Regions from separate parts of the Homo sapiens genome. Here region 1 is linked to region 2. A link is a contact called in ENCODE Hi-C or POLR2A ChIA-PET data. All regions are on one chromosome and are shown on one strand. The core of a region is the stretch at or near the end of the contact, and the rest is flanking DNA. Distances in the headings are between cores, read along the strand shown.

Region 1 (6,413 bases), core at 1,750-4,249, 510 kb after region 2:
TTAAGCTTCCTCGCCTGTGAGGTGGGATGCTGTATTTTCCTCACAGTGCTGTTGGAGGATTAAGTGAGAGGACACACAGAAGCCTGGCCATGAAGAAGATTCCCAGTAACCATCAGTCCTCTTGCCCTCACCCTCCCGCAGGCCATGCACACAGTGGCCGTCCAGGAAGTAGTTGTTTCCAATGTTATTCAGAGTCCACTATCTTCTGCCACGTTCACAGTAGCTCAGGAGACCAGGAAAGCTCGATTGCCTGTTCACACCAGAGACAGAAAGCCGCAATGGCAGGCTGGCAGTGAGGAAAGATGTCTACCTTTGTCCAGCCTTCCACTGACTCAGATGAAGCTGAAGTCAGTGCATGGCAGGCCCGTGCAGAGCCAGCCCAGAGCCCAGGGTGCAATGACTTGGAACAGGTGCATTTCCATGACAACCTTCTGCTTCCACAATGATTGTCATCTTCCTCCTGCATAAGGAAACCCCCCAAAATGCCCAAGCAACATCCATTGACTTCTCAGCCTCCAGCAGTCCAAAGCGAGGCCTGCAGCACTGCAGGCATGGCTGAGTTCCGTGGAGCTGATTGGGCAGTCCACGAGAGGCAGAGACGAAAGTTCCTGCCTCGTCTGCATCATCAGACTGACATGCCAGGAAAATGGTAACAGTAAGAATGACAGAAAGGCTTAAATGGCACTAACTGTGAACCAAGAGCTCTGCATATAATAACTTACTTAATCCTTACAATAACTATGCTAGATAGATTTTATTATGCCCATTTTATAGAAAAAGAAACTGAGACACAGAAAGGTTAAGTAACTTATCCAAGGTCATATAGCAAGTGCCAGAGATGGATTCCAACCGGGATCATCTGGTTCTAAAGTTCATGCTTCTAACTCTGAAAAACTTCATGGAAATAAGCCTATCAGAAGAGGAAGCTGGTCAGAAGAAGGCTGGGATGCAGCGGGTGGTAAGTACCACTTAGAAAGAAAGCAGAGCGTGAAGCCCAAGGAGCCTTTGTTTGCCATCACAGATGCCACTCAGGAGATGCAGCGCAGGGACTGGAGCTTCAGCAGATGATGCAGTCCTAGAGCCTTTGCCACACCTCAGGTTGTTTTTATTGTTCCCTATTTCTCTGCAATGACCAACAGCAAAGCAGTTAACAAGGAAGTCCTGTGGCTTACCAAGGAAGGAAGTCATGGGGCCACCATAACCCGTCTTGCAGCCCAGCTTGGTGGGGTGTTGGGGAGGGATGTCACAGATGTCCATACCCCACCTAGGAGCCAGGGCAGGTTCGGCTGGGGCACTAGGTAGACTTCGGAACTGTGGCAGGATATCCACGTCAGATCTAGATTCAAGCTGTAATAATAATTTATTTGTATCATTGTAATTATTTGTTTAACGTCTCCCAATTGGCTCTATGTGAGAAAGTGAGTGAAGCTATGTCTGTCTTGTTCAGTTCACATCCCCAGCTGCTGGCTTAGAGCCTGGTGTATAGTAGGTACTCAATAAATATTTATTACATCAACGAGCAAAGAGAATAAGTATAAGCCAGGGTTTCTCAACCACAGCACTATTGGCACCTGGGGCTGGATAATTCTGTTTTTAGAGGCCTGGACTGTGCACTGTAAGTTGTTTCAGCAGAGTCCTTGGCCTCTGCACGTTAGATGCCAGCAGGACTCCCTCCTCGAAATAAGAACCAAAAATGTCCCCTGGGGGGCAAAATTGCCCCCCAGCTGGGAATGACTAATATAAACCAATATTCTTGGCTAGTGCCACTAATTGAAAGAGAGAAGCCAAATTTAATCTGCATATGCAGTGGGCAAGGGGGAATCTGAGCCCTAAAAACCAGGAGGGGCTGAGAGGAAGAAGGTGTGAAAGTCGGGGCCACCCACTGAGCTCTCAGATGACTACCAAGTGCACCCTCCAGTTTGTCTCTTGGGTTGTAAGGCATGAGGGCGATTGTGCTGACTTTAACATACAGAATAGGGTAGGTGGGAATGAAGGGGGTGATGGCAGCGTCCAGGAGAGAGAGGTGGACCCAAGACCAGACACCAAGGCAGGACAAAAACAGCCCAGGAGTGGGTCTGAGAACAGATTGGGCAGCAGAAATCCCCACGCAGTTCCCGAACAAGGAATCTTTTGACAGGTGGCCTTGCAACACCGACCCTCTCTTGTCTCCACTTTGAAGCCTGCCCTGTGCAATGTGGCCTCACACCCAGGAGGCCCTCAGATCAAGGTGGTCTTGGCAGATCCTCTAGGAGGGATTAGACCGTGACATTACAGCTACATGACGGCCTCGTTCTTATTACACACACACTCGCCCTGTCTAAGCTTGCGAACTCTGATTTGTTTATTTCTGAAAAACTGTCTCCACGAAGACACCAAGCTGGGCTGCGAGAGATAGCACTGACTCAGCCATTTCCCCATCCTCAGCATAAAAGGATCTAAAAAGAATAATTTAAGCTTCTCTGGAATGAGATCATTTAATGAATCTTCTTGATGCTAAGAGGTTTTATATGCCTTTTTAAAAACCCTTCCCCAAGCACGGAGCTATGATATTACCTTGGAGAGCAGAGAGATGAAGTGATACACGTATGCACAGCACACAGGAGGAAGGAGGTGGTTTCCTTGGCAACAACATCCATGTTCTGGCTTCCCTCGGCTAAATTGGAATATATTGAAATATCTGCTTTGGGCGCCTCTTTTGCGAAGGGAAATGAGTGGTTTTCTATTCAGGCACTCTCAGAACCGCGAGCCAGCAGCTGGGGAGCGATGTTCTGTGAGTTCGATGCATCTGAATGGGGCAAGGCCGTTAGCAAGCTGGCAGAAGTCCCCAGCATTCCTTTGCAAAACCAAACCATCGTTTCCTCAGCCAAGGGAAAATGAAAGCAGCGAACACATGAGGTTCGACTGGCCGGACAGATAGGCTAGGACTCTGTCTCACGCAGTCTTTCTATGGCTACTGCTCTGTAGCTTTCCAAACATACCCAGCTCGATAGATCAGACTCCAAAAGCCTACTCACGATGCGCTTAAAATGGGGAGTGGCTGTAAGAAAAATATAGACCTATCGAAAAAAGGTCCTCAAATCTGATCTGCTCAAAATCCTTGACAATAGGGAGGCAGCTATGCCCCTAAAACACAGTGCCTGGCACCGAGGAGTATGTTAACATCATGTTTGTGGAATTGGACTTGGACTCAGGCAGACCTCGGTTTTGGCCCTGGCTTCACTATTAACATTCCACATGACATTGCACATGTTCCATAAACCCTCTGGCCTCAGTTTCCTCCTCTCTAAAGCAGAGACAAGCATCCCTTCCTATAGAATTGTGAAGATTAAATGGGGTGACCTGTAAAATGCCTAGCATGAAGGCGGCATTCCATTATGGTTACTTTTCCCCACCAAGAAACAAGAAGCATTCTGTTTCTTTCAGATAGGTGAAATTTACAGAAAAGAACAGTGTCTTAGGGAGAGCAGGAACAACCTCACCCAAGGAGCCAAACTCCTTTCCATTTTTATTTTCAGGGTGCTTTTGGAGAGCTGAGACAGCCTAGGTTGGGAAGTGTCTGGATCAGGATGTCAGAAGGGCCAACTCAGTCATAACCACAGAACCAGCCACAAGCCTCAGGGGAAATGGGACAAGGAGACAGCGAGGGTCTGAGGTCTTGGCAGGCCAGTGGCAGGTAGCACCACAGAGACCAATGGGAGCATCAGCCATCAGCTGGGGCCAAGGAGGGGATGCTGAAAGGGCAGGGAGGTGAGGTCTGCTGGGGAGGAGGACCAGCCCCACACATCAGGGACACAGTCTTTATAACCGGCTCTCTATTTAAAGACCCTCACATAAGATTGTACACTATGTTTTGTTGCAATAGCTCATACCTGTCACTCCTAAGAAGGTCTTTCATAAGACTCAGTTAAAATAGTTGCTTCAATGTAAACACATCAGGACCAAGGATTTCCCATTAGAAGCACAGACTTTAATTCCTAGACTGTCATTCTTTCTAAGAAGTCTTATGAACACAAAAAGGCATTTCAGTTCTATGTCTAATATTTATTTGTGTGCCTTTGGGGGAAAAAAAATATTTTCTAAGCCTTGTACTTGTGCTGTACACAATAACCGCCCTTTCCTAAAGTCACAGGACAGCAGTGAGAGTAAAATTAAAAGGCGGGCAGCATAGTGAGTGGGAACACACCATCTGTGTCTTTATATCATATGATTTTATGTATTCTGACCATCTGTGAAAGAGAGGTTTGCTACTTGGCTGAAGAATGTACAAGCTCAGGCCCTTTCCCCCTGGGAAGGTAAAAAAAAAAAAAAAAAAAAAAAAAGAAGAATAAAAATTACAATAATAATTCAAAAGATCCTCTAGAAAAATAAACTTCTACTGCTCACTAATAAATTTCTGAAAAAAGAACATCACTAAAGGGATATTTGTTCTGCAAATTTTAAAATGCATTCTAAATCTGCAATAATTAAAACAGTGTGGTACTAGCAAAAAAAAATTAGCAGACGGAACAATGAGGCAGATTCAATACATAATATATTTAAACTTTAATATACTTTTAAGATAGAATTTCATGTCATTATGGGAAAATATGGACTATTCAGTGAATTATGGCTTGAGGATAACTGACCAACCTACTAGGGAGCAAATTTAAATTCTATCCCTACCTCACACCACATGATTTTTTTTTTTGAGACAGTCTCGCTCTGTCGTCCAAGCTGGAGTGCAGTGGCGCGATCTCGGCTCACTGCACACTCCAGGTTCACACCATTCTCCTGCCTCAGCCTCTCAAGTAGCTGGGACTACAGGTGCCCACCACCATGCCCAGCTAATTTTTTTTTGTATTTTTACATGTTAGCCAGGATGATCTTGATCTTCTGACCTTGTGATCCACCCGCCTTGGCCTCCCAAAGTGCTGGGATTACAGGCGTGAGCCACCGGGCCTGGTCCTTTGGTTTTTTTTTTTTTTTTTTTGGTTTTTTTTTGAGACAGAGTCTTGCTCTGTCACCCAGGCTGGAGTGCAGTGGTGCGATCTGGGCTCACTGCAAGCTCTGCCTCCCAGGTTCACACCATTCTCCTGCCTCAGCCTCCCGAGTAGCTAGAACTACAGGCCCCTGCCACCATGCCTGGCTAATTTTTTTTTGTATTTTTAGTAGAGACAGGGTTTCACTGTGTTAGCCAGAATGGTCTCGATCTCCTGACCTCGTGATCCACCCACTCTGGCCTCCCAAAGTGCTGGAATTACAGGCGTGAGCCACCACGCCCAGCCCACACCACACTTTAAAATAAATTCCAGGCCAGGCACAGTGGCTCACACCTGTAATTCCAACATTTTGGGAGGCCAAGGCAAGAGGATTATCTGTGGCCAGAAGTTCAAGACCAGCCTGGGCAACAAAGCAAGACCCTGTCTGTACAAAAAAATTTAAAATTTTACCCAGGCATGTTGGTACAGGCCTGTAGTCCCAGTTACTGGGGAGGCTGAAGTGGGAGGATCGCCTGAGTCCAGAAGTTTGAGGCTGCAGTAAGCTGCAATTGTGCCATAGCACTCCAGCCTGGGCAACACAGCAAGACCTCATCTCAAAAATATAAAATAAAATAAAATTCCAGATAGGTTAAATATTTAAAAAATAGAGTATTAAAATGAAATATGAAGTAAGATTCACATTATCTTCAAGTTGCATGCCAGACATCTTTTATGCCGCATGTCACACCCTGTCAGCTCCTCTTTTTGTTTCACCACCCCCGCCATGCCACATCTCCCTCTCTCTCTGCTCCCAGCTTCTCTGGCCCAGCTCTTTGGGATACCTGCTGTCAGTGACCAACTCTGCCATTCTGCCGTGTGCACAATATTGGGAGTGCAAGCAGTCCACATCCCCCAGGGAAGCCTTTGATTCTTGTGAAATAAAAACCTTCTTCCCTCTGCCAGGGAGCCAATTCTGAGGCATGTTCTCCAAAGTTCCTGACAGGACCCCAGCAGGACTGACCCCTATTTCCCCTGTGTTGGCCTCCCCTCCTGTCCTGTCTCCCTCTTTCCAGCCTCCCACTCCTCTTCCCTGGAAGCCAATCACAAAATCAACTCTGCAGATAGGCCTTTGTCACAGGTTCTGCTCTTTGGGGGACCCAAGTTAAGATGGGTAGGAAAGACCTAAGTATAGAGCTAAATTGAGAAAACATGAAGAGAAAGGTCAATAGGTTTATTTTCTTTAAAATGTAAAACTTCTGTACATCAAAATATTTCACATATACTCTTCCCTTTCCTTCCAAAACAATTTAGGCTAGAAGCCACTACGTGGGATTAAGCAAGGTTGGCATCTATGCAAAATGAGACAGCAGCCACTGGGGCACTGGAGCACATCATGGGGTGGAGGCGATCACGGGGTGTCAAAGGCTAAGCAGGTCAAAGGGGCCATACATGAGG
Region 2 (5,547 bases), core at 2,576-5,075:
AGTGGCCAAAGAAAAACAAAGAGAAAGAAGGGAACAGCTACGATTTCTAAGAACAGCACCTGCAGGCCTGCATCCTGGCTGTGAAGCACACACTTGTGCGTTTTCTGGTGGAGACCTCACAAGCCTGCATGTTAGGGCCAGCTCTTATAAATGCCACCAGGCTGAGGACAGTTTCACAGCAGCATCGCTTAGCAGGACCCCACGTGGTGCTAGTCCCTGGGCTGGGCATGCTAGAGAGAGAGACGAGCAAAACCCTTTCTCTGGCCTCAGAAAGCTCACAGTCTGGTCAGGGTGGAATCGGTATTTGCTGAGAGCTTCCTGAAGGTCAGGGTCACTGCTGCTGGGGCCTGCCATATATCACTCAAGTCCCATCCTCATAACATTCCTGGGAGGGGCCAGATCCCCCACTGGAGGAAACAGAGGCCCAGAGATGCTAGGTAACCTGCTCCAGACCACACAGCTGGGTCTTGTGAGGATACATTTTGAATTCCTGTTCTGCCTGTTTCAATGCTTGCCTGTTTCTTGGGGAAGAACCCCACTTCTTTCTTTGGGAGGGCTGCTGCAGAAGGTCACTGGGGTGGCTTGAGGCCTGAGGGCAGGCCTGGCCACAGACCCTTCAAATGATTGCTAAGGCACATGCCACTCAGGAACTCCTGGTCAGATGAGCAGAAGACAAAAGGAGCCTCCACTAGACGGCCACCCGTGCAGGCCCAGATGCCAAGCTCTGGGGAGCATTTGAAGGCAAGTGGGTCAGGCACTGCCCTGTCCCCAAGGAGCTCACAGACCAGTGAGAAACCTATGACAAGAGTGTTAAGACCCACTTCACAGGCATCGAGCCAGTCAAATCTCTGCCATGCCCATTGCAGGGTGACCTGAGGTGAGAACCAGGACTTCTCAGAACCTCAATTTCTTTATCTGTAAAATGCAGATACTAGAACCTAACTCATCACATTATTGCAAAGCAATGTGTGGGAGGCACAAGGCTCAATACAAAGAAGGAGCTTGGCAGTAATAGTAATCATGACTCTTATTACCACTCCAGCCAGAGTTCAGCAGCAGGGAAGAGCAGGTAAATGAGAGGTGTAAGGAAAGCACGAAGAACATGCTATCAGGATTCATGGGTGGGAAGGGGGCAGGGGCGGAGCATGGAAAAGCCTCAGGAGGCTCCTGTTTGTTCATCCTTCCCTTCCCCTTCCCCTTCCCCTTCCCCTTCCCCTTCCCCTTTCCCTTCTCCCCCTCCCTCCCTCCTTTCTTTCTTTTCTTTCTTTCTTTCTTTCTTTCTTTCTTTCTTTCTTTCTTTCTTTCTTTCTTTTCTTTCTTTCTTTCTGTCTCTCTCTCTCTTTCTCCCTCCCTCGCTCCCTTCCCTCCTTCCTTCCTTCCTCTCTTTCTTTCTTTTCTTTCTTTCTTTCTTTCTTTCTTTCTTTCTTTCTTTCTTTCTTTCTTTCTCCTTTTCTCTCCCTTTCTTTTCTTTCCCTCTTTCTTTTTTTCTTTTTCTCTTTCTTCCTCTCTCTCTTTCTTTCTTTCTTTCTTTCTTTCTTTCTTTCTTTCTTTCTTTCTTTCTTTCTTTCTTTCTTTCTTTCTTTCTTTTTTTTCTCTTTCACAGGGTCTTAAGGGTCTTGCTCTGTTGCCCAGGCTGGACTGCAGTGGTGAGATCATAGCTCACTGCAGCCTCAACCTCCCAGGCTCAAATGATCTTCCCACCTCAGCACCCCCAGTAGATGGGACTATAGGCATGCACCATCACACCTGGCTAATTTTTGTATTTTTGGTAGAGACAGGGTCTTGCCATGTTGCCCAGGGTGGTGTCGAACTCCTAGGCTCATGCAATTCTCTCACCTTGACCTCCCAAAGTACTGGGATTACAGGTGTGAGCCCCACACCCAGCCCCTTTACACTGTTTATTTTTCTAATGCTCTTGTTTGGGGACTTTTACACTTATTCCAGAACATGCAGTCAGCACCCAGTGACTATCTGTGGAAGGAGCGAACCAAGGAATGATGTCTCCAGCTCCAGTGCTCCAGAGTTTCAGATGTGGCTCTGTTTCATCCCCATCCTGGCTGCTCTGGTTCAGAGAACTTGGGTGGCAGACTCACTGCCAGCAGTGGGGAGCAGCCCCTGCCCCACACGGGCCCAGCCTCAAGGTCCCGGAGTAAGCACTTCTTGCTCCAAGCCATCTTCTAGAGAGATGGGAGACAGGGAAGCTAGGAGCTTCTACCACCATCTGAGTCACTGTGGATGGAGAGAGCCGCTGGAGAGACAGGAGTGCAAGGGCCTGGCGTGGCTCTGCAGCTCTGGAGACGTGGGACAGGCCACTTGCCTTTCAGGGGTGCTATGGCAGAGCCTACCCCGTTGGCCTTCTCAGCAGTTTGCCTTATGTCTAAAGCTTCCTGGGCCTGCAGCACAGGGTGCTAGTTTTGCCTATGGGGGCAGCCAACCCTCTACCAATTAGGTTAGAGTTGGTGGTGTACAACCCATTCCTCAGCGGGTCAGCCTGAGACATGTCCTCCCCAGCCTTGCAGACTGTCCCGAGGGGGAGTGAAATATAAAGATGACCTATTTACGAATCCATCCTTTACATGCTTGTCTTTGTTCACTGTCTTGATATCGGTGTTCCCACTGTGCCTCCACGGCCTCCTGCCTCCTGTGTTCTTGGCTCCTTCTCAGCCTGGCTGCCTGGCCCTCACCCTGAGCCTGGGGAGAAGTCAGGACCTTTCACTTGCCGGCTCTGGGTTATACGATGATCTTCTGTTCCCAGGATTCAGCCTTTTGCCTAACAGGAGGACCAGGAAGTGAGAAAAAAAATTAAACAGCTTTGGGCTGGCTTTGGGAGGAGTGGCAGGGAGCTCCCTCCAGCCTCCTGTGAAATGGGTGTGCTGGCTTTATATTTCGAGAGAATGCTGTCGGACGAACGGGTAAAGGGCTGACTCATCAGTTGTTAATGGCCCTAACACCCAGCATCTGCGAGCCCTCCTGGGACGTCGTCGTAGGGTGATTTGCTTTTCAGGGCTCTGACATCAGAGGCCTTGTCTCTGTCTGCTGGAGTGTGTCATGCTCTCGCTCTTCGCAGGAAAACTGCTTAATGCTATGGCAAAAGAAAAGTAATAAAATATTCATTTGCCAAGGCTAGAGGGTGGAAGCTATCGAATCCTCCAGGAGAAGGAGTCCTAAATTAAAGACACGCACAGACCCGGATGAAAGCACATGGCCACACAGCAGACATTCTTAGGCACACAGCACGTATAGGAAAAACAGCCTCCCATGTACCCAAAAGCATCTGCCTGTGCACACACAAAGCCCTGCGTGTGCAAGCACACATGTACCCATCACACACCTATGCAATACACAAGCCTGCACTAACGACACACCCACGTCACGATGTGAAGACACACGCACATTGCACAAGCCTGTGGAACCCTGCTCCATACACACACACGCACACACCTATACCTATTCCCTCACCGTTGTAATTAAAAGTGACATCTTCCTAGCTCATCTACTGGGGGCGGGAGAGCCCATCAAACCGGCCCTGACTTTTGAACAATAGCCGCCTGTCTGGCTGTCCCGAGGAAGCCTGGCTCTGTCAGGCAGAAAGCAGATGCCGTGCTGGGGGAAACAGGGGAAGTGTGACTCAGAGGTGAGTTACACAACTTGGTTCTGCCTGTCTGCTGTGCCCAGGAGGAGGATGGGGGAAGCTAGCAAATGGGAAAGCTGAGAGGCTGCTGCACTTCTGGAAGTTTCCACATCATCAGCCTGGAGGAGGCTGAGGCTCCCCGAGGGTGGCATGAGGAGGCTGCTGCGCTGTCATGAGCAGGAACACATGTGCTTGATCACATGGGGCGCCTTCCCTCAGAGGGAGGGGTGCTGTGGCTGTCACCTTCTCGCTAAGGTTATAGCCTTCCGCTGACCTGCTCCTGCCCATCTGGCCTGCTGCCACAGGGCACCACCACGCCTATGTAGACAACAGGTTGGCCCCAGGCTTGGGTTGTGGACACACAAGTTGGCCTGCATCTATAAAGATGCTGCCTACTGATGGTTCTAGAAGCCCTGACGGAGTAGCTTATAACTAGAGGATTGGTGCCCAGACCTGAGATTTTGGAAACGATCCCAGCTCACAGATTTCCTGAGAATGACAATGTCCTGGCTCCCTGGGATGTTTTTTTGTTTTCTGTTTTTTGTTTTGTTTGTTTGTTTGTTGTTGTTTTTTCATACCATCTATTCTACAAACATTGACCAAACATTGACTAAGGGCTAGGGCCTTGGGTAACATAGCTGGTTGCTGGAAGGATCTCACAGTCTGTGAGGGAGGCAGGCAAGGGCCAAAAGTGACTGCAATTTGCTCGTGGAGCAGCTGACTCTAACTGGTTTTGGAAGGTTGAGTTGGCTGGGTAAAGAAAGAGGTATGGATGTGAGTGGGTGGGAGATGGGAGGATAGGAGGGTGTCAAAGAGGGAGAGTTAAATTCTGAGGAGAGGAGTAGCATTCTCACAAAACTGCTTTCCTACACAGATCACTGTAGACCCGGGCTGGCAAAGTACAGCTCACAGGTCAAATCTGGTTCACTTTCTGTTTTTGTAAATAAAGTTTTATTGGAACCCAGCCATGCCCATTCATTTCTTATCTCCAGAAAACTTGAGTAGTCACAGCATGGCCCTCAAATCCCAAAATATTTATGATCTGAGTCTTTACAGAAAAAGTCTGTCTGTGTTCTAGACCCATCCATGAATTCTGGAACCCAACGCAGAATTCCAGAACCAATCACAAAATTTCTACAGCCTACTGTAGTAGTCCAGAATCCAGCATGGTTTTCTAGAGCTCCCTGGAAGAGTGACATTTGTATAGGGATTTAGAAGTTTACAGTGAGCTTTTGCATCAATTATCCCATTTAATCCTCCAACAAGCCTGTGTGAGGTTAATGGTAATTTTATCCCAATTTTGCAGATGAAAAAACTAAGACAAAGGGAAATTAAGGGACTTGCTGAAGACCGCATGGCTGGGAGACGGCTGAGGTCAGGCAGCCTGATTCTAACATTCCATGCTTTTTCCGCTGTATTATCCTACAGATGTTTCTCCGTCACACACTGCACTACTTAGCTGCCCTCCCTGACAGTCATTTCCCCCTTCTTTCTAACTCCCACTGCCACCGAGGAAGTCTTTGGAAGTCTTTTGTCCACTGTGGTGTGTTAGTGGGGAGACAGGGTTTGGAGAAGCATCAAATTTCCTTTCCGCATCTGTTTGCTGGTGCCCAGTGTACCCTGGGATGCTAACTAACAGTGACAGCTGATCTTCAATCGGCTGGCATGTGAGAAGAACCACTGGGTCAGGTAATTCCAGTTCACCTCTTCAGAACTGCATCCAGGAGGCAGCCCCGGGTGGCAGGGATGGTCCTGCCGGAGCTGCTGGGCACTCCTGTGGGGGATGTGATGGAATCTGCCACGTCCCTCACCTACCCACCCCAAGCAGGGGCAGGCACCCTGAACGACCCCTTCTGAACACAGGGCTTGCAGCCTCCTTGCTCATTGGTGTACACAGGAGCTGCTCTTAATGGAAT

What was found. Hi-C counts contacts between places; a loop is a spot of excess contacts on that map. ChIA-PET counts read pairs that join two places held with the same protein, here RNA polymerase II (POLR2A).
Region 1: a map of PC-3 shows a loop between it and region 2 (1.8-fold over the local background). The contact joins the promoter of LINC00856 here to the enhancer-like site in region 2. A Hi-C loop is called at or near these places in 2 of 168 maps with a recorded cell type or tissue (CD14-positive monocyte and PC-3). POLR2A ChIA-PET finds 5 or more read pairs at or near these places in 1 of 52 experiments (T-cell).

Annotation. Positions count from the first base shown.
Region 1 is chr10:78,245,211-78,251,623 of GRCh38, reverse strand. It overlaps LINC00856 (long intergenic non-protein coding RNA 856), which reads right to left and starts at 2,999. Exons shown (of 2, transcript NR_038985.1): 1 at 2,554-2,999; 2 at 1-1,347. RefSeq lists an enhancer at 1,146-1,215.
Region 2 is chr10:78,755,094-78,760,640 of GRCh38, reverse strand. No RefSeq gene overlaps it. Among named protein-coding and RNA genes, the nearest start is that of ZMIZ1-AS1, 310 kb to the left of the region's middle. RefSeq lists enhancers at 1,770-2,407, 2,408-3,046, 3,686-4,324. Within about 2 kb of position 3,825, at least 20 of the 41 ENCODE cell types and tissues checked have a DNase peak (open chromatin) inside an H3K27ac peak, as active enhancers do; they include CD14-positive monocyte and PC-3, where a contact is called at or near this core.